Regions from separate parts of the Homo sapiens genome. Here regions 1 and 3 are each linked to region 2. Evidence: read pairs that join two places in POLR2A ChIA-PET (ENCODE). Cell type or tissue: GM12878. All regions are shown on one strand. Links, peaks and the distances in the headings refer to the core of each region. The heading gives the core; the rest is flanking DNA. Region 1 overlaps ZFAND3 (zinc finger AN1-type containing 3). Region 2 has its middle 43 kb from the start of ZFAND3-DT. Region 3 overlaps ZFAND3 (zinc finger AN1-type containing 3).

Evidence for each region. ChIA-PET counts read pairs that join two places held together with the same protein. Peaks named below come from ENCODE experiments on the same cell type or tissue, not always from the same donor. Only the 100,000 strongest peaks of a DNase experiment are listed, where the experiment ranks them.
Region 1: POLR2A ChIA-PET joins it to region 2 with 6 read pairs; 1 of 35 experiments calls an interaction of 5 or more read pairs at or near these places.
Region 3: POLR2A ChIA-PET joins it to region 2 with 6 read pairs; 1 of 35 experiments calls an interaction of 5 or more read pairs at or near these places.

Annotation. Positions count from the first base shown.
Region 1 is chr6:37,957,382-37,964,717 of GRCh38, reverse strand. All of the region lies in intron 2 of ZFAND3 (zinc finger AN1-type containing 3), which reads right to left. Among named protein-coding and RNA genes, the nearest start is that of ZFAND3, 140 kb to the right of the region's middle. In GM12878, for the core only: no CTCF peak of the experiment used is centred there; a DNase peak (open chromatin) is centred at 4,387.
Region 2 is chr6:37,773,010-37,780,345 of GRCh38, reverse strand. No RefSeq gene overlaps it. Among named protein-coding and RNA genes, the nearest start is that of ZFAND3-DT, 43 kb to the left of the region's middle. RefSeq lists enhancers at 2,682-2,751, 2,346-3,277, 3,345-3,895. In GM12878, for the core only: no CTCF peak of the experiment used is centred there; a DNase peak (open chromatin) is centred at 2,905; H3K27ac peaks cover 672 bases.
Region 3 is chr6:37,937,185-37,944,520 of GRCh38, reverse strand. All of the region lies in intron 2 of ZFAND3 (zinc finger AN1-type containing 3), which reads right to left. Among named protein-coding and RNA genes, the nearest start is that of ZFAND3, 120 kb to the right of the region's middle. In GM12878, for the core only: no CTCF peak of the experiment used is centred there; no DNase peak of the experiment used is centred there.

The sequences.
Region 1 (7,336 bases), core at 2,895-5,394, 180 kb before region 2:
TGCCGGAATGCATGATAGACCAGTTGGTGTTCTTTGAATATGGGTATTTTGGCTTTGCTCTGCGGTATATAAGAGAGTAGTCTACTTAACTAGGCTCAAGTGAAGATAAACTGCATACAAGAATACATACGTCTCATTGGGATCCAAAGGCAGGGATTGAATCAATGTCAGAAATCAAAGATGGCTGGCTGTCTCTAAGGGGCTGTGCAGTCACTGACACTATGAGTGGTTCTGCTTTGTTCTCTTTGCCAAGGTCTTCTTCTTCTTCAACCTGCACAACCAAAGATGGCCCAGCCCAATACACCTGCACATCACCAGTTTAATCTCCCTCTGCCTCTCTCAGAAGTTCACATTTTCCCCAAGAGCCACACAGGTCAGAAGTTATAGACTGGCTACCTTATGAATCAAGCATCCCTTCTGGTCCTGTAGCATGGTAGGGTAGTCATGTGATACAGAACCTAGGTAAATGCACCTGTAACAGCTAGGCATCAGAGCAGGACATCAAAGTTCATATCTCTTTTACTTTATTACCTGATCTTTGAAAAGACAGCAATAGTCCAGAAGTCTTGAGGAAAGATTTGCACTCAAAGATTTGTTTTATTTTGCAGGAGTTAGGAGAAGGGAGGACAAGGAAAACCTGAGGGGGGAAAAAAGAATGAAACAGAAGGAGAAATAGAATTACAACAGAACAAAATATGGAAAGGATTATAATATATGGAACACTAGCCCAAGCCAAAAACAGTTGACAATTCTTCCAGAAAAGTAGGATTTGTAAAATAACAGACTCATAATTGAGATGTTGGGAATAGTACAGGAAAACGCACAGCTATTTATCTATAATGTACCTTGCATTATTTACTTACTCTGTTGCTGTATGAGAGAGTACTATATCCAATAGAGAGATCTTAAGAGGGCTTGACACCTAGATCAATAGAACATCTTTAAATTCTAGATTGAGAGGAAAAACAGCAGAAAGTCAAAGAAAGAAAAGGAGGAAAGAAGGCTTCTACATTCAGAAGCAGACTGGAAACTATCATAAAGAGAAGGTATTACTGTTGCTGGTGAAGCAGGATGGAAGCTGAAGAACTAGAAACGAATTTTATTTATTTGGATCTTTTTTTTTTTCTTAGTCTGGCTAAAGGTTTGTCTCTTTTGTTTAACTTTTAAACAGCCAACTGTTTGTTTCATTGATTTCTTGTATTATTTCTCATCTCAAATTCATGTATTTCTGCTCGTATCTTTACTTTTTCTTCTACTAATTTTGGGTTTGGTTTGCTCTTGCTTTTTTAGTTAAGATGCATTGTTATTTATCTGAAGTTTTTATTCTTTTCTATGTAGGCACTAATAGCTATGAACTTCCCTCCTAGTACTGCTTTCGCTATATCCCACAGGTTTGGGTATGTTGTGTTTCCATTATCATTTGTTTCAAGGAATTTTTCCATTTCTTGACCTTTGGAGCTTCATTATTAAATGCCTTTAAGTAGTCTTCTTTGGGTTAAATCTACTTGGTGTTCCATAGGCTACATGTGTCCGGAATTGGTTCCTTCCAGTGGGTTCTTGGTCTCGCTGACTTAAAGAATGAAGCTGCGGACCCTCGCAGCGAGTGTTACAGTTCATAAAGATGGTGTGTCCAGAGTTTGTTCCTTCAGGTGTTCAGATGTACTCGGAGTTTCTTCCTTCTGGTGGGTTTGTGGTCTCGCATGACTTCAGGAGTGAAGCCGCAGACCTTTGCAGTGAGCGTTACATGTAGATCTTAAAGGTGGTGCGTCCGGAGTTGTTTGTTCCTCCCAGTGGGTTCGTGGTCTCGCTGACTTCAGGAGTGAAGCCGCAGACATTCACAGTAAGTGTTACAGCTCTTAAAGGCAGTGCGGACCCAAAGAGTGAGCAGCTGCAAGATTTATTGTGAAGAGCAAAAGAACAAAGCTTCCACAGCGTGGAAGGGGACCCGAGAGGGTTGCCCTTGCTGGCTCAGGTGGCCAGCTTTTATTCCCTTATTTGGCCCCGCCCACATCCTGCTGATTGGTCCATTTTACAGAGTTCTGATTGGTGCATTTACAAACCTTTAGCTAGACACAGAGCGCTGATTGGTGCGTTTTTACAGAGTGCTGATTGCTGCATTTACAAACCTTTAGCTAGACACAGAGCGCTGATTGGTGTGTTCACAATCCTTTAGACAGAAAAGTTCTCCAAGTCCCCACCAGATCCAGAAGCCCAGCCGGCTTCACCTCTCACATGTACTTGGATATTGATAGTTTTCTCTAGGTTTGTAAGGTTTCCTGCCATTTGAATAAACTTTCTATGCCTATCTCTATCTCTACCTCCCCTTTAAGCCCAGTAACTCTTAGATTTGTCCTCTTATAGCTATTCTCTAGATCCTGTAGGCATGCTTCATTGTTACTTTTTCTTTTGCCTGACTGCATATTTTCAAACAGCATGTCTTCAAGCTCACTAATTCTTTCTTCTGTTTGGTCAATTCTGCCGTTAAAAGACTGATGCATTCTTCAGTACACCAATTTCATTTTTCAACTTCAGAATTTCTGCCTAATTCTTGTTATTTCAATCTTTCAAATTTATCTGATATAATTCTGAATTCCTTCTGTGTTATCTTGAATTTCTTTGAGTTTCCTCAAAACAGATGTTTTGAATTCTCTGTCTGAAAGGTCTGATATCTCTATTTCTTCAGGATTTGTCCCGGGTGCCTTATTTAGTTGATTTGGTAAGATCATGTTTTCCTCAATCATCCTGATACTTGCAGACACCCCTCTGTGTCTGGGCATTGAAGAGTTAGGTATTTATTGTAGTCTTTGCAGTCTGGGCTTGTTTGTACCCATCCTTCTTGGAAAGGCCTTCCAGATATTCTAAAGGACTTAGGTGTTGTGATCTAAGCTGTATCTGCTTTAGGGGGGACCTCAAGCCCAGCAGGACTGTGTTTCTTGCAGACTCTTAAGAGGTACCACCTTGACGGTCTTGGACAAAATCCAAGAGTTCTCTGGATTACTAGAAAAAGACTCTTGTTTTCTTCCTGTACTTTCTCCCAAACAAATAGAATCTCTTTCTCTCTCTGCTCTGAGCCACTTAGAGATGGGGATGGACTGACACAAGTACTCCTATGGCCACCAGCTCTAGGACTTCGCTGGGTCAAACCTGAAGCCAGCATAGCACTGGGTTTCACCCAAGGCCCACTGTAACCACACCCTGGCTGTCACCTCTGTTCGCTCAGTGTCCTAGGGCTCTACAATCAGCAGGTAGCAAAGCCAGGCAGACCTATGTCCTTCCCTTCAGGGCAGCAAGCTCCCCCAGGATCCTGGAGGGGCCAGAGGTGCTATCCTGGAGCCAGAGACTACAGTCAAAAACCTTAGATGTCCACCTGGTGTTCTATTGCATTGTGGCTGAGCTGGCAACCAAACCACAAGACACAGTCCTTCCTACTCTTCCCTCCCCTTTCCAAAGGCAGAGGAGCCTCACCTCGTGTCCACTGATACCTCAGGCCCACAGGGAGTACTGCCCAACTACCACCTGGCAGTGACTCACTTTTCAAGGGAGTGGGCTCCTGTCTGGTGGCCCAGGGCAGGTCCAGAAATGCCATCCAAGAGCCAAGTCCTGGAATCAGAGATCCTAAGAGCACTGATTATTTACTATTTTTTGAAACAGGGTCTCGCTCTATCACCCAGGCTGAATGTAGTACTGCAATCACAGAACACTGCAGCCTCAATATCCCAGGCTCAAGCAACACCCTCACCTCAGCCTCCTGACTATAGGTACATCCCACCACACCCAGCTGATTTTTTTTTTTAATTTTTGGTAAAGGTGGGGTCTCATTATGTTGCCCAGGTTGGTCTCAAATGCCTGGATTCAAGTGACCCTCTTGCCTCGGCTTCCCAAAGTGCTGGGGTTACAGGTGTGAGCCACCAAAACCAGTCAATTTTTTTTCCCAAGGGGTAGGGAAAGGAGTGGGGAAGAACTCTCAGAACAGATGAATGTCATTTAACTTGGAGATGAGTAAAAACTGTGATGAGAGAAGTTTCTGTTTCTATACCTAGAATGAATGAACATGTAAATACAGCAACATTTTCTAAACTTCCCTTTATTCCCTTTATTTATAAACGGAAGGCACACAAATGCGAAGGTAGCTACAGGATTCTAAGGTAGTTGTTTGAACATCAGCAGAATGTGTACGTGCTAAGAGGATGTAATTCATGGAAAGTGAGCAGTGCCACAAAGGAATTAAGTTGCCAGGCTCAGGCAAACATCACTGATGGTACTCCCCATTGCCTTCTGTCCAAAGTAAAGGGTGTATATGTATATGAATGTTTGCTGCCCACATAGACTTGAAATGTTTGTCACACTAAACATTTGGCATTCAAGGATCTGACATTTGAGGTTTCAAGGTTCACTGCATATAACAAATGATTTTGCTAAGTATGAATCTGAATTACCTGTGTTGCAGGACAGCTTTGCAGGCATGAGTGAGTTGGCTGGTCAGTGTGCCTAAAGCTGACCAGCTCAGTGTGGTTTTACTATTTTATTTAACACAGGATCTCAATTAATCCTCAGAAAAATAAGTAGGGCTATTATTATCCCCATTTTATAGCTAAGACAGATAGATGCTACACTGCGGTATCTTGAAGATTTCAGAACACATTTCAGTGGTCTTGCTTGAAATACTGTGTTGCTATTTCAATGCTTATGCCTACCCTCCCCAATTAGACTTTAAGGATTTTGAGAGCAAGTAGTATATATTTACTTCTCCCTAAAGTGCTTAATGTAAGGCAGTAAACAAAGCAGATATTCAAGAAAATCTTTTGAACAAATACAACTTATTTCCATACAGATTTCGCCTTCTCAAGTTTCATGGGCCCAGGTTAGGTGATAAGTGTTCTCAAGAAGAAAGCAGTTTAAATTGTAAGCCTGAGGAACTAGCCTCTATTTAGTCTTAATTTAATTCTGGATCTAGAAGATGAAAGTTAATGGAAAGACTTTCAAAATACAGATACAACCAGGAAACAGCTCCAGAAAATGCTTGTCCATATGAAGCAAGGATCACAAGTGTAAGGTCTTTTATAGTAAGTTCCAATAATGTCTACATCAAATTCTTGTATATTCAAATATTTACATATTTGACAATTTATGTGAAATCATTACCATTTCTATACATAATATGAATCCATATTATTCAAACTGACATTCAGTAAAGCAACAAAAATGGAATACTACCACAACCAACAGAGAATAGGCTAACTATTAATACTTTAGGCTCTAAAAAAAATTAAGTGAAAATCCATTCTTGACACTGTTCATTTACATAACAATAGTGGACAGAATTTCTGGATTTGGAGCCATCTATGTAATTCCAATGTTAACATTTCCATTTTGATGAAGTCAGACTAAGTGCATCTGCAGGAAACCATCACTACCGTGGAGAGAAACTGCACTGATAATGTTGAAACACGTTCTGCTGTTGCACATTAATGTCACAGAACTAGACTGGAGCCTGATTTACAAACCACTGTGTTGTGTTAGGCTATGCTGCATCACATTGGTTAAAACCAGCACAAAAGCAAAGTCTTGCATTTAAGCAAATTCAGAAGGTGAAATGGGGGCTGCCGAGAATACCACACCTCAGCTTACTCACTATTCCACTTCTATACCCCAAGGACTTAGCTCTTTCATTCTTCACCAATACTTCCACTGAAGCCAACAAATGGGTAATGACCCAGAGGAAAGATGTTGGTGATAAAATCTATGGCAGGAATTTGGTTCCTAAAGCCCTTTAACCATTTTTGTACTTTTGACTAAGGTTCAAACTTTACAGACACATTAATGGGGGCCAGTCATCTTAAAGTTTGGAAAATAAATGAAGCAAGGTTTGGGGAGAAATTTTACCAGAATTCACGTCTATCCCTATGGAAATTTACAATTGTAAAATACAAGCAATGTAAACACAAGGTACATTTTGTCCGTCGGTGGGTGGGGAAGGGGGGGGCGGTCCTGAAAAGCCAAGCAAGGTTTTTTAGAAGTCTTAAGTGTGGAAGAAAAGGTGATGTATACATACTCATCCCAAGCTTAATTGCTATGACTATGTAGTTCCATTTTTTCCCTAAGTATAAGTCAATTCAAGTGCTCATTATCTTAAGTCAAATATTTTGCTTCCAGGATTGCTAATTAGAGTGACGGCAGAAATACAGCATTATTTTTTAAAAATCTCATTTACATAAAATGGTTCAGAATCTACCTAAATGAGAATTTTTTTTTTTTTTTTTTTTTGAGACCGAGTCTTGTTCTGTCACTAAGGCTGAAGTGCAGTGGCACAATCTCAGCTCACTGTAACCTCCACCTCCCAGGTTCAAGCGATTCTCCTGCCTCAGCCTCCCGAGGAGCTGGGGTTACAGGCGCCCGCCACCACGCCCAGCTAATCTTTGTATTTTTAGTAGAGATGGGGTTTCCCCATGTTGGCCTGGCTGGTCTCGAACTCCTGACCTCAGGTGATCTGCCCACCTTGGTCTCCCAAAGTGCTGGCATTACAGGCGTGAGCCATCATGCCCAGCCTAAATGAGCAATTTTTAAAATCATATTTTTGTACTGAAAATTTACAGATCTGAATGGACACCACTAAAGAATAAAGACAAATATTTTTTAAAATTTTATGACTAATTGTCTGTCCATAGTCATATTATAAATTCTTTCCAAGAAAAAAAAATCCAAATTTACCTTTGTTATTGATCTCATTGATCTGGTCCAGTCCCTCTATTTGATTTGTGTACACGATTTTTGGATTAAATATAGTCAAACAAATCATAGAGCATAACACCCTATATGTCACACACACAGCATATTGGAGTTTTTCTCCAAAGGTATATGCATAAATTATCCCACCAGGAATATTTACCAGGGTCCTGCTGCTTTTCCTCATAATTTCGGCCTAGGTCCGTATGCAACTAGCATACAAAAGTACTGACAAGTTTCCTAGAGTAGATCATGTGTCCTTGAAAACAACTAAGGGTAGAGTTCTACCATATTTCTTAGCTAAAAAGTAGCTGGCAACTCTATTTTCATTCCATCCATCATTTTAAATCTGTGCAACAATTATTCCATACCAGCTTCTAGTTTCAAGATACTACAGCCAAATGTTCTGCTTGAGTAAAAAACAAATCTAGATGACCCTAGCATTGCTTACCAATATATTTTATTACACTGTACCTAATAAGAAACAACTTACATGTATACATGTTGAAAGTTTAGTAAGTGCCTCACTAATTTATTTTGATCCTTACAAACCTACTGTAAAGCAGGTTATCACCATCCCCACCAAGAACAAGTGCAAACTGAGACTCCGAGA
Region 2 (7,336 bases), core at 1,826-4,325:
GTGGCCTCGGGCAAATCACTCAGCCTCTCTGGACCTTGCTTTCCTTGTCTAGGATAGGTCCTTTCTAGCTAAGGGGAGTACTTTGGAAGAGAGGCAGGAGCCGCTTCACTCCACTTCAGAGATTTGGCGGGGGGTGTAGTGGGGAAGCAGTTCAGGCTGCAGTAGTTCCACTCAGGGCCTTGGGCTGCTCTCCTCCCTTCCTGCAGCCATTTGGAGGAGGGGCCACTAACTGTGAGGTGGAGGGCTGCTAATGAGCCCCCTATGGACCTCAGAGACAGCGCTGATGGCACTAAAGGACTTCCCTGAGTTTCCTTAAAAGCCCTGATGGCAGAGAAGCCTCCATTAGCAGGAAGATTAATTATCAGACAGATCTTGGCCACTCCCAAGGTGCCCCTAGCTGCCCTTGCTGCGCCCTCAAGTCAGAGAGGATGGAGTTTGGATGTTCCCACCCATGACCTGCCCTATCTGATCCCAGGTGAGAGAGCAGGGACAGGAGATGGGGGTCTGTGGGTCTGGGCCTGGAGGAAATAGCAGGGAGACAGAAGGACGGGGGATGGGGGCAGGGGGAGGGGCCTGTAGGGAGTGATTGCAGAGAGACCCCCAGGAGAATGTAAAGTAAATGCAAAATATGCAAACCATTAGTGATTAGTTGTGGGTCAATTACTCAGGTCCTCTGAGTCATAAGTTGGCAGCTGTGCACTCCAAGCCTCTGATTGGGCCCAGGGGAGGGCCAGCTGGCATGACCTTGGGGGGCCTGGCCCAGGACCTCCAGCCCCTCAGGTCACCAGCCCTTCTGGGCAGCCTCCCAGGCCACCACCCCTGGGCAATAAGGGATCCAGGCAGCTGGAGGATCAGAGAAACCTCTGTTCATGCTACAAACCGCCCCACCTGCTCCAGAGCACAGGCAGCCCTCAGCCTCAAGGCGGCCATGCCAAGCTCACCCACTGAGGGTACTGGGGCCAAGTCTCTTCTCTCCCCTCCCCTTTCATGGTGTGCAAATTTCCCTTCTTCCCTCCCCCTCCACCCTACCCTTTTCCCTCTGGCCTCTCAGCCTCTGTCTGAATAGCCCCACTTCCTCCCTCTCTCCACCTGTTAATGATTCCCAGTGACCTTGCCTCAGTACCTCGGATGGGAAATACCAACTTCAATGCCTTTGTGCCTCAGTCACTTAATTTGCACCTGGTTCTCATTTGACACATTTAGAGGGCCCAGCCAGCCCTGGGGCAGGGAGGGAGAAGGGAGACCTCCTCTATCACCTCACTTCATTGAGAACACCGGCAGCTGCTGATGGGAGCTGCCAGTCATGCCTGCCTCTGAGGGCAGCTTGTCCATCTTGCTGCCTCCCACCAGGCCATGCTGGGCACATAAGGAGGGCTTTCCATGCTGGCAGGACCCAGGGAGATCCCATCACCTTCTGAATATCTGAGCCTGCCCCCAAGACCACTTGAGGGGGCAAATTCTTCCTGGGGTCTCTGCCACGGCAGGGAGAGAGAAGTAAATTAATCAATACTGTATTTGCCAAGTCCCTGCCATGTGGCTGGCAGTGCTCTGGGTACAGTGCTATAAAATGAAGTGAAGGAGTGGGCACAATGTATTCAGAGAAACCACCTTTTCTGAAACCCCCTTCCTCAATGTGCCCTGCCAGCAAGATGAGGTCTGTAGGCCTGTGGGCCTGAGTGGGGAACTCCATCTCTGGGGCATTCTCTGGGAAAGTGAGGGGCCCCTGAAGCAGGTGGTGAGGGAGACCCAGAGGGTAGAAGGAGGAGGCATCTGGCCCAACCTTTGCCCCAGGGGATGGGGTGACAGGAGCCTTAACCAGTGACACTGGACCCCACAGTCTGGCCCTCAGTAGTGGTGGATGTGGGTAGCAAGGGGGCACCAGGCAGTTCTGAGCAGTTATGGATGGAGGACAGTAGGGGAGGAGCCCCTAAAATCCTCATGCCAGTTCCGTGGAGTGCTGACTCCAGGAGGATGTGTTGAGCTTGGCATTTTCCTGCACAGTAACTCCTGGAGTCAGACACTTTGTTGTTAGGGGTGGCAATGGTGGTGGTGTTTGTCTCTTATCTGGCCCAGGGACCCTCACCTCTTCCCCAGTTTTCTCCATCACACTCCCTTTCCTTCTAGGAAGAGAAGCCAGGAGGCAAAGAGGAGGAGCTGGGAGATGTGGGGGCTCTCTGAGCCATGATGAAAGTGGGAAGTCACTGCATGGAGCCTCCTCATCTGTAAAATGGGGGTGCTCCTGCCTGCCTCCTGGGGTTGTGGGAATCAGATGAGAATGTTGAGGTGCTCTGGGGACTTGAAAGTTTTATGTAAGGGTAGGGTCTCAAGTGCATGGCCTCCCCATGAGGGTGGCTTTGCAGGCTCATGGAGAGGTGTAAGTTACGGCGGCATGCTGGTTCTACTTGCCCTTCTCCTTCTACCACCCCCTCCCCACCTTCCTGAGAACTCAGGTACGCACTGTCTCCATTGCAGAATGTTTGGTAGCCACTCCCCTTCCCCCACAGCCTCAGGAAGACCCACTCCTCTCCCAGTTTTCCTCTCCCCTCCCAGTCTTCCCCCGTCCCCCCACAACACAGCAGTCTCCTTTGTGACATTGCTAGGATGGCTGGGAATCACGCCCTCTACCTCCCAGGGGCCTCTCCAGTGTGAGAGCCACATCAGCTTTCCAGTATCCCCCACTGTGGTGGCCCAGACACCCGCTGGCTGCCCATGACCTTCAAGCAGTGCTAGGATCCTCTTTCAACTCTCCTCCCCGCTCCTCCAGCTTCAGGCCCCGCTGCTTGTGGCCAGCCTTAAGGCTGCTGTCTCTGCAGCCACGAGGGGAGGATCAGGTGTCTAGTGACTGGGGCCTGACTCCTCCCTGGGGCCCAGGAGAAATCGAACATTTTCTCTTCCCATCTTTGACTCGGCAGCCTGAGAGCCTGAGCCCCCACTTCTGAAACCGGAGCAGAGAAATGCATGCGGTTGGGAAACCACCTGCAGAACTTGGCTGGATCCTGGGCAGCCTGAGGTGCAAGATGCTTGGCTGGGCTGGGCTTGAGGATGGAAGGGGTGGGCCAAGAAAGAAAGATAGACAGGGCCTGGATGAGGGTGCCTCACTCACCTCAGGCATCAAATTTTAGGGGTGCCAAAAAACTCAGCAATTAAGAGACTTAATACTTGAATGAGCTAGTTTTAAAAATCAAAATTAATGCAAAACAAGATCTGTGATTGTGGCGGGCAGAATGATGCCCCCCTCCTGAAGAGGTCTACGTGCTCTAAAATTCGTGAATATGCTAAATTATATGGCAAAGGGGAGATCGGGTGCAGGCGGAAGAAAGGTTGCTAATCAGCAGACCTTGAGGTAGGGGGAGGAGCCTGAGTTGTCCAGGTGGAGCCAATGTAATCATAAGGGTCCTTAAAAGCAGAAGAGGGCGGCAGAAGAGTTGGAATCGGGGAAAGAAATGTCATGGCGGAAGTAGAGTCAGAGAAGTATGGTGTGAGAAAGACTCGCCTGGCTTTGAAGACGTTTGGAGGCCACTGCCAAGGACTGCAAGCAACCTCTGGAAACTAGAAAAGGCGAGAAAGCAGATGTTCCCCCAGAGCCTCCAGAAGGAAATGAAGTCCTGCTGACACCTTGTTTTTAGCTCAGTGAGACCGGTGTCAGACTGTGACTTACAGAACTGGGAACTAATAAACTTGTGTTGTTTTAAGGCACTAGGTTTGTGGTAATTTACGACAGCAGCAATAAGAAACTAATACAATGAAGAACCGAATACCAGCCTTTTACATAAAGACAGGCTCAGGAGATGATAGGCCCCCGGCCTGCGGACAACAGCCTTCGTGCTCATGCCCACTCAGTTCAGCCCTTGAACTGCGGGTGAGATCAAGGGGGCGGGGACGACAAGCCAGAGGTAAGAGGGGAGTTGGGGGCACTATGGCAGCTCCCGAGATTCACTGACTGGCAGGAGCATGGTGTCAGGGTGTGGTGGGAGTGGGGAGATAGGAGGGAGTGAAGAGAGGAAAGAAGAGGTGGGAAGAGGATAGAGGAACAAAGAGCATTGAGGCACAGCTAGAATCAGGCACAGAAGACTCAGAGGACCGGGTGCGGTGGCTCATGCCTGTAATCCCAGCACTTTGGGAGGCTAAGGTGAGCAGATCAGTTGAGGTCAGGAGTTCAAGACCAGCCTGGCCAACTTGGTGAAACCCCATCTCTACAAAAAATACAAAAATTAGCCAGGCACAGTGGCACACGCCTGTAATCCCAGCTACTCGGGAGGCTGAGGCAGGAGAATCGCTTGAACCCGGGAGGCAGAGGTTGCAGTGAGCTGAAACTGTGCCACTGCACTCCAGCCTGGGCAACAGAGCCAGACTCTGTCTCAAAAAAAGACTCAGAGAATTAGAGCTGGAGGTAGAAGTAAAAATTAGCGATCTCACTAATTTCTGTTTGGCTGGCATGTTAGTATTATATTAATATTCACTGATGTTTATAAATTACAATTATACATAGACATTGTTAAAAAGTCAAATACTTAAAGGCTTATAATGAAACAGCCATTTCCACACTGGCCTTCTGCACCCTGCAGTCCTGCTCCTGAGAGGCAGCCATTTTTAAGTGTTAACTGTTTTGGTTTTTTCCTAGTATTTTCAGATTTCTATGCAAAAAAATACTTATTTTCCTATTGATGTTTTAGTTTTAAGTATAAACTATTGCCTTTATAGTATGGAAGATGAAAACGTTAAGTTTGCTAAACCCAACCCTCCACTTTTTCTCCACCAATGTAGTTTTATCATTTTATTCCATCTTTTAAATTAATTTAATAGAGACAAGGTCTTGTTACGTTTCCAGGTTGGCCTCTAACTCCTGGACTGAAGCGATCTTTCCACCCCAGCCAGAGTAGCTGAGACTACAGGCATGCGCCATCATACCTGGCTCCACTTTTTTTCACATTTTAATACATCAATATTCAATGTTTATTTTATTATGATTTTGCAAATATTATTCATGGTTGAGCCAAAAAGTAGACTCTGATTACATTTTGAAAATTGTATTACCCTGCTTCCTGTGGAGTTAATTACTGGCTCTGTTAAAAAAAAAAAAAAAAAATCTTAGGCCAGGTGTGGTGGCTCACGCCTGTAATCCCAGCACTTTGGGAGGTCGAGGTGAGCAGATCATGAGGTCAGGAGATCGAGACCATCCTGGCTAACACAGTGAAACCCTGTCTCTACTAAAAATATAAAAAATTAGCCGGGCATGGTGGCGGGTGCCTGTAGTCCCAGCTACTGAGGAGGCTGAGGCAGGAGAATGGTGTGAACCCGGGAGGCAGAGCTTGCAGTGAGGCGAGATTGTGCCACTGCACTCCAGCCTGGGCGACAGAGCAAGACTCCATCTCAAAAAAAAAAAAAAATCTTAGTTTTTCCTATATATATCACAAATTTGACAAATCCTTTTTTTTTTTTTTTTTTTTTTGAGACAAGTTCTCACTCTGTTGCCCAGGCTGGAGTGCAGTGGTATGATCATGGCTCACTGCAGCCTTGATCTTCCCACTCAAGTGATCCTCCCACTTCAGCCCCCAGAGTAGCTGGGACTAACAGGTGTGCACCATCATGCCTGCCTAATGTTTTAATTTTTTCTTTTTTTCAGAGATGGGGTCTCCCTATGTTGCCCAGGCTAGCCTCCAACTCCTGAGCTCAAGCAATGCTCCCACCTCAGCCTCTCAAATTGCTGGGATTACAAAATGAGCCACTGCACCTGGCCCCGACAAATTCTTTAACACTTTTAAACACATTAGATGCTAACCATTTTGTTTCCTTTTTAGTGATATCTTTCTGGAAGTGTCCTGTCCTCCACTCAATCTGGATGGATTCTTCTCTGGGACTGCTGCCCAGCTCTCATCCTGGGAGTTCCCTTTACACTTATCTGACAAATGCCATGTACCTTTCGCCTGTGTTGCATTCCTTCTTTCCTGGGCCATAAAATCTTCTCTTTCTTGATTGACTTCCTCCTTTTAGTGGAGCATATTTTCCAAGATTTGAGAAAGGGTCTATAGGAGACATATATGTTGAGATCTTGCAAGCCTGAAAATGTCTTTATTCTACCTGCCCTTTGGTTGATAGTTTTGTTGGGTATACAATTCTAGATAGAAAACCATGTCCTCAGAATTTAAAATACATTGATAATTGTCTTCTAGCTTCCACTTTTATGGATAAACAAAATCTGAGTTCATTCTGACTTCCTTTTCTTTGCAAGTAACCAATTTTTTTCCCCCCTCTGGAAGCTTTTAGGGTTTCTTTTTTATCGCTAGTGTTTTGAAATTTCATAATGATGTATGCTTTGTATTGGTCTCTGTTCATTGTTCTCGATAATCTCAAACATGTATTTTAGTGCTGGAAATTTTTCTTTTATTATTTCTTTCTTGCTTGCTTTCCTTTTTTTTTTTTTTTTTTTTTTTTGAGACAGAGTCTTGCTGTGTTACCCAGGCTGGAGTGCAGTGGCGTGATCTCTGCTCACTGCAAGCTCCGCCTCCCAGGTTCACGCCATTCTCCTGCCTCAGCCTTCCTAGTAGCTGGGATTACAGGTGGCTGCCACCACGCCCAGCTAATTTTTGTATTTTTAGCAGAGACGGGGTCTCACCATGTTGGGCAGGCTGGTCTCGAATTCCTAACCTCAAGTGATCCATCCGCCTCAGCCTCCCACAGTGTTGGGATTACAGGCGTGAGCCACTGCGTCCGCCTCTTTTATTATTTCTTTACTTATTTTTTCCCTCTATAGTCTCAGTTCTTTTTCTTACTTGCTTACTTGCTTATTTAGAGATGGGGTCTTGTTATTTTGCCCTGGCTGTTCTTGAGCTCCTGGGCTCAACCAGTCGTCTCTCCTCAGCCTCCCAAAGTGCTGGGATTATAGGCATGAGCCACTGCTCCCCAGCCTGTTCTTCTTTTTCTGATATTCTTATTAGTCCTATGTTAGACTTAATTGACTAATCTTTGGATTTTTTTATTTTTGTCTCTCATATTCCCACTCTTTGTTTTGTTTTTTTCTATTTCATGGGAGAGTCCCACAACTTGATCTTTCAACCTTTATATTGATTTTAAGCCATTATCCTTTGAAATTATTATTATTATTATTATTATTATTATTTTGAGACAGAGTCTTGCTCTGTTGCCCAGGCTGGAGTGCAGTGGCGCCATTTCCGCTCACTGCAAGCTCCGCCTCCCGCGTTCACGCCATTCTCCTGCCTCAGCCTCCTGAGTAGCTGGGACTACAGGCGCCCGCCACCACGCCCGGCAATTTTTTTTTGTATTTGCAGTAGAGACGGGGTTTCACCGTGTTAGCCAGGATGGTCTCCATCTCCTGACC
Region 3 (7,336 bases), core at 2,073-4,572, 160 kb before region 2:
TTTTTTCTCTTTTCTTTTTTTAGGCTCCTCCTCTTGTAGGGCCATGTAGGGATTTTGAGAAAAGAATTTTGTCTCTGTGATATTTTATAAACCCAGGCTACTTGATAGAGGGACACTATAAAAAAGATCCATTTCCACAGAGTATGTATCTTAGAACATGAAACACTTTATCATGGGTTTTTTAAAAATCTATAATAAAGATTTTCATCAAGTTTGGGGAAATTTCTTTAAGGTACTAATGATGCAGATAGTGTTTTTGGACGTTTTAGTTCTTCTTGTAATTGCTATATGGTATAAAATCTCATATAAAATCCAACTGTCATATTTAAATAAAAATTTTAATTAAAAATTATAATCAACACATCTAAATAACTGTATGCATGTGCATAAACCCACATACACACAAATACACAAAAATTTGACAACTGTATCAACTCTACAGAACAATGAATGTTTACCTGCAAGACTAACAGCACCTGAATTAAGAGATAGTAAACAGAAAAAGGCATACAATCCTAAAGCAGTATCTACAAATTAAAGGGTTGTTGCAACTTTGTTATAGATTTATTTCTAGTCTCATCTTCAAGATTACTAATATAGCATGTAACACTGGAAGGAGAAAGGAAACTGAGGTTGAAGTATGCAAATAAAAGATGAAATAATAAGCCACTTTACCCTCACCACTTCAGTTTACTTTGAAACTCATTAATTCAGTAGACATTTGGACTGAGTACCAGTGTTTTGGTAAGAAAAGGGCTCTAAAATTCTTTCCACTCAAATATTCTATGATCATCATTTACTAATATCACATGATTAATGGGATTCGCACTTCTAGAGTTCCTAAAAGCAAAACCAGTGTTTACAAATACTTATGATGCACACTGAGTAACAGGTATAGGAGAAATGAATAACCCAGCTTTCAGTTGCCATTGGAAGCCTGGGACCTGCATGAAAATAATTTTTGAGAAAGATTTCCTGACATTAATTTGTGCTTCAGGCATGGAAATTAACAGCTACTGGATCCTAAAACATATGAGTTAAGGAAAACACTGTCACTTTATGCAAAGCTGGAAAATACAGTGTTCTCTACAGATATCAAACATTTTTAAACAAAATTCAATCTCCTGGACTGTCAGTTTAGCTACAGGTTAAAACAGTGTTGAGGAGAAGATGGAAGCACATTTAAACTTTAATATCTTTACTCAGAAAACTGAACAATTTAAAGTACTAGCAATATGGAGGTTAATCTTCAAATCTGAAGTACAGGGCATTTAGTAATACTGTTACAATGATCGTCTCTTCAAACCAGCAGTAGGGCTTGCAAGACTTTCCCAGTACAATGTTAGAAATGCCTATGTTTAGTTTCACTTAGTCCAATTAACTGGCCTCCTCTACTACAGACATCATTTTTCTAGAAACCTTTTTTTTCAACATGATACTCCTACATACTTTTTAATTGAACTGTTCTACAGAAATGCATTCCTTTTGTTCTCTCTTGTTTGCATAGGTTAATACATGCTATAATGTTGTCTAAACCTGTCACCAAGTCTTTCTACGTCTAGCTTTCCCTTGGATGTCTTTATTTCAAAGTTTTTGATACAGTCCCACTTTTTCTTCAAAGTAAGTTTTATGTTTTCCTTATTCCAATGATGAATTACAGTTTATCTGCTATATCAGCTAAAAAGAGAACTCTATTTTTAGGGTAGATGCAAATACAATAACAGAAGTAACTGATGAAGTGTCTCTCTATGACGTGAATTAGTAAACTATTAGCCTATGGTCTATTCAGAAACATCTGTGCTATAAATATTTGGTGAAAGTGCAGCTAAACTTCCAAATAGCCTTAAGTCATTGATGGCTCAAAATTCAATTATCTGAAAATAATATTCCCACAAGATTGTAGAAGCTTACATTCACCTTCATAATTTTTAAGTATCTCTGGGGGAAGGAGTGTCACCACTAAATTGAAAACTTGGCTTGATATATTATAAAAATAAAAAGAGGCTGACATATCTATTGGTTTCATATACCCTCACCTTCCTAAACATGAACAAATTCAAAATTCAGCAGCAGCCATTGGTTCAATATTCATAAATTTACAGAATTTTGCTAACATGTCTCAAATGATCATGAAGGAAAAAAGTACATTTTTAATGACAAACTTTTAAATTTATTTAGTTACCTTAAGAAACTTGTAAAACCACATTTTATGGAGGTAAACTTTACCCTTCTTTTCAAAGAAAAAAAAATATATATATATGATCTTTTATAATGGCTCTTCTTTGTGAGTCAAAGGGTTAAAACCATCTCTTTTATTCCCAAATGAGTATCAGCACCATTCAGAGGTGCCATGTTTTATTTAAAACATACTCTTACTCAGTAACCACTTTGTTCTAATTGGCAAGGCAAAGCCAGGTCCCTAAAGCACACAGCCCATTACATTCAGTTTGGATTAAAAAACACAGGATGAAACAAACGGCATCGAAATGTACAAATTAACAGCTCAGGAGTATGGGACAGAGAGGTGGAATTAGATTGTAATATGGAACAAAACCCACAGGGAAGCTGGGGAACAAATCACTAGTGTCTCTATAAACTATACAAGGTTTCCAAATGAGCAAATACACAAAGCAAAGGACAGGCTTTTCCATAACTCAACCAAACTGATAAATATGGATACAACAAAACAGGAGTTTTTTTCCATACTATTATTATGCACACATGTATGAGAGAACGGGAGTACCAACTGGAAGGTTTAACAAATGAAATCTGCAGGTTGCACAGTCTAAATACGAAATTCATCTTTGCTTTCACACTGACAATGTGCAAACAGCCTTGCAATTAAATCACACTTCCAAACATTTTCAAAAAAATTCTTCTGAGAAGCTAAACACAGGAGACTAAATAGAAATGGTGCTTCACTACGCAGCACAGAGAGCAAGGTTAATGAGCTAAAAGTCATATGAACAAGAACAAGAAAGATGTTAAGAAATGAAGATCTCACCACCAAAACAGAAAATGTGTTAGACAAAAACACTCCCCCCACCACATATGCACACCTTTTCCTAAATTAGCTACTCTTGTGAAGCTTTCAGCACTGTTTCTCTGATTATGAGGGGATCTAGAGGCAAACTACAACTGAACTAAAAGAAAAGAGCAGAAGAAAAGAGAATACTCCTACACACAAATGCAAAACAATGTTACTGTTACATCCTCACAGTACAATCCCGACTAATCTATTTAGCTTTGGTTTTCACAGTACAATTCCATCTAAGTCTACTACTTTCATCCTAATAACATCAAACAGTGGAGATTAGATCCAAGTCTAAACTTCCATTGATCAAATCTCAGTTCTTTAAAATTTATTTAATCTTGGGAACATGAGTTAACCCATTTGAGTCAGTTTCCTTATCTGTAAAATGGAGCTATAAAATCACCAACATTGTAAGAATCAAATGTGATAATATTGTATTAAAGGACTTCATAATATAAAAGGGCTGCAGCAATCTTAGTTACAATTGCAATTATTTCATTTCAGGATTTTACTGCCTTTAAAAACAAAAACAAACAAAAACCCATGTAATTGTCTATGCCTTTCCTCTCTTTTTTCACAAAAACTAATTCTTGTTCCACTACTAAAATATCTGTCTTTCAGCATTCTCCATTTAAGATTATGTGTCATTTTTCTTTTTCTTCAAGCCGGAAGTCTTAAGGTATTTTTTCTTCTCTCTCCCCAATATTTAGTTTAAAAGTAAATTAAGAAATGTAAAACAACCTTTGATAATAGTTAAAATTGTCACTCTCTCTTTCTTGCTCCTGCTTTTGCCATGTGATATGCAAGTTCTTGCTTGGCCTTCTGCCATCACTGGGAACTTCCAGAGACCTCCCCAGAAGCAGATGCCAGTACTATGCTTCCTGTACAGCCTGCAGAACTGTGAGCCAATCAAACCTCTTTTCTTTATAAATTAAAAAAAAAATAGTTAAGACTGTTAACATACAGTTAGATCTACTTTACACTGCAAGAACCAGCTAAGCACTGAAGCTTTTAAAGGGTATAAAATTTTATAGCATGAAAGATGATATTTTAGTCATACATTAATGGCCCAAAAATAATGTCCCATCTTTTTACTCATCATCCCTACTGTGGACTAAGAATTAAGTACAAGTGGGTATTATATCCAGGAAAAATGTCAAAAAGCAACCTCATCATAATCTTCTAATTCACACACAAAGGCAACAGCCAGAACAAGAATTACGCTAAGTATCTGAAACTTGGTGGAGCCAAAGCCTCTGAAGCACAAAACAGTCCCGTGCTTTTCTGAGTCTATCTGAAAGTTATCCATATTCCTGACAAGTCTAAAAGGGAGCCCATAAACCTAAGCCTGGTCATTCTGATACAGTAGCCTGTATTAGTCTACTGAGGATATGAAACATAGGGAATATTACCAATTAACTCCCCACACTGCCCGCCTCCCCACCCCGAGACAGAGCCTTGCTCTGTCGCCCAGGCTGGAGTGCAGTGGCACAATCTCAGCTCACTGCAACCTCCACCTCACAGGTTTAAGTGATTCTCCTGCCTCAGTTTCCGGAGTAGCTGGGATTACAGGCGTGCACCACCACTCCCAGCTAATTTTTATATTTTTAGTAGAGATGGGGTTTCACCATGTTGGCCAGGCTGGTCTCAAACTCCTGACCTCGTGATCCGCCCGCCTAAGCCTCCCGAAGTGTTGGGATTACAGGTGTGAGCCACCGTTCCTGGCCTTAACTCTTATACTACTTTTCATGTCACAGAGGGTCGTCTAATTACATGAAAAGAGGCCAACTGTATCCAACCCAAACAGTTCTCTAAACTAGAAGTCTCCAAGCTTTGATAAAGGTGTACCATCAGCATAAAATTTGAGTGCACATCTCTTCCATTTCTGTTTTAAAAGTAGTTACATATTCCCGTAGTGGACTGAATGATGCACCCTGTCCCTGTCCCCACCTCCCAAAATATGTCCACCCAGAATCTGTGAATGTGATAATTTTGGGAAAAAAAGCTTCTGCAGATGTAATTAAGTTAAGGATTTCCAGATGAGATAATCCGGGATAAGACTGAGCCAATGACAACTGTCCTTAGAGGAGACAGAAGAGGGAAAGATAGAGACTCACAGGGGAGAAGGCCATGTGGATGAAGCAGAGACTAGAATGATATGTCTATGAGCAAAGGAATGCCAAGAACTATTGACAAGCCAGAAACAAGCAGCAGCATGGAATGAATTCTCCCTCAAAGGTTCTAGAGGAAACCAACCCTGCCATTACCTTGGTTTTAGACTTCTGGCCTCCAGAACTGTGAGAGAATAAACTTCTGTTGTTTTAAACCACCAAGTGTATGGCAATTTGTTGTGGCAACCCTAGGAAACTAATACAGATACCAATGAGATTATGTATACAGGACAAAAATAAACACAAGTAGGAATTCTAACATTTTCTCTCTATGCCACAATGGATAATCCTGTCTACCACAAAGAGACTACAGCTTTAGACCAACAAGAGGGAAGAAATAAAGCCAAGTGACAGACTAAACTATCTTAAAAGACCTAGTAACTACTAAATTTCTTCCATTTTCCCTATCATACTCTAACACATGGTCACAATTTTCCCACTTGAGGCCTGAAAGAAGCCACCTCTCAGCTATTTCACAGCACTGAGCACTGTTTCCCGTTAGAAATGCAACAATTATTTTTGACATAATTTCCATAACATCATCATCATCATCATCTTTAACACACTGCTTCATGTATCTTGACTAGCATAATAATTAACCACACAATTTAAGAATGCTTATTAGTAAGACATCAAACTGCTATAGACTAAGAGATTAGAAAAGGCTGCCACAGTCCAGCACTGCTAATCCGTTAAGGAACTGTTGCCCGAGTCTTGCTTGCATTTCAGAGTAAGGGAGGCTACACCATAAAGAACAGAGTTTCCTACAGAAACATTCTTTTAACATAGTCAAGCAAGTGCTGAAAAAAAGAGAGAGAGAAAACACAGGATTGCAACTGTGGTATAAAAATGGCCACTGAAAACAAATGTCCCTCTACAGGGGACTAGATAAATAAATTAGGGCACATTATAATGAAGGTGACCAATTAATGTATCAAACAAATTGGTACACTTACAATAGTACCAGTTTGGTACAAAGAGGTACTATTAGTATTTTCACTGGCACAAAATGCATAAACGGAGATTGTTCTAGGTAAATCTAGACATTAATTATAATGGAATATTATAGTTAAAATGAACAAGAGCAACGTGTCAACATGATTAGTTTCTAAAAGCATTATTTAAAAGAATACAGGTTGTAGACTAGTACAAAATACCATTTAAACATTTTAAAAACAGAATCATAACAATATTTATATAAATGCCCATTCATAATAAAAAGTGTAAATACAAGGATAAGAAGGAGAGTAGTTGTCTCTGAGTTGGGAAGATGATGACTAGGGTAAAAGAAAACTGTGACATTTTAGTGCCCTTTTTAGTGTGATAAGAAAAAAGGCAAAACATTAACATTTGTTACTTCTGGGTGGGTTTGTGGATATTCTGAATGTCAGACACCCAACCATCCAACAGATACCTACCAACAGACACATAATGGTTAAGAAGAGCCTGGTAAGTTGAGCTGTCCCCTTTTAACAAACACATGACCAAAATGTGTGTGTGTGTTACACGAGAAATCCCTCTTGGGCGTCTGGCTTAGAAGAAATCAAAGAGTATACAAAAGCAATCAAGTCAAAAAGATTACAAAAACAGAAATACTCTATTCAAACACTTCGTCTTAAGAGCAGCAGTTACTTTTTTTGCCTTTTTTTTTTTTTTTTTTTTGAGACGGAGTCTCGCTCTGTCGCTAGGCTGGAGTACAGCAGCGTGATCTCGGCTCACTGCAACCTCCGACTCCCTGGTTCAAGCGATTCTTCTGCCTCAGCCTCCCAAGTAGCTGGAATTACAGGCATGTGCCACCAGGCCCAGCTAATTTTTGTATTTTTAGTAGAGACGGGGTTTCACCATGTTGGCCAGGTTGGTCTCGATCTCCTGACCTCATGATCCGCCCACCTCAGCCTTCCAAAGTGTTAGGATTACAGGCATGAGCCACTGTGCCTGGCCAACAGTTGCTTTCTTTTGGGAAAAGGTGAATTCAAAAAATCAAGGTATGACAAGCTTACAAATTCCACTATCCTGCAAAATTTTTTGTATTGAAATTGGTAATTTGTTTCTACATTATTTGTGCAGAGTTCCTACATTTCTAAAAGGAAAATATATGAGCTTAAAATTTGTCAGACTCACTCTGTTTCTC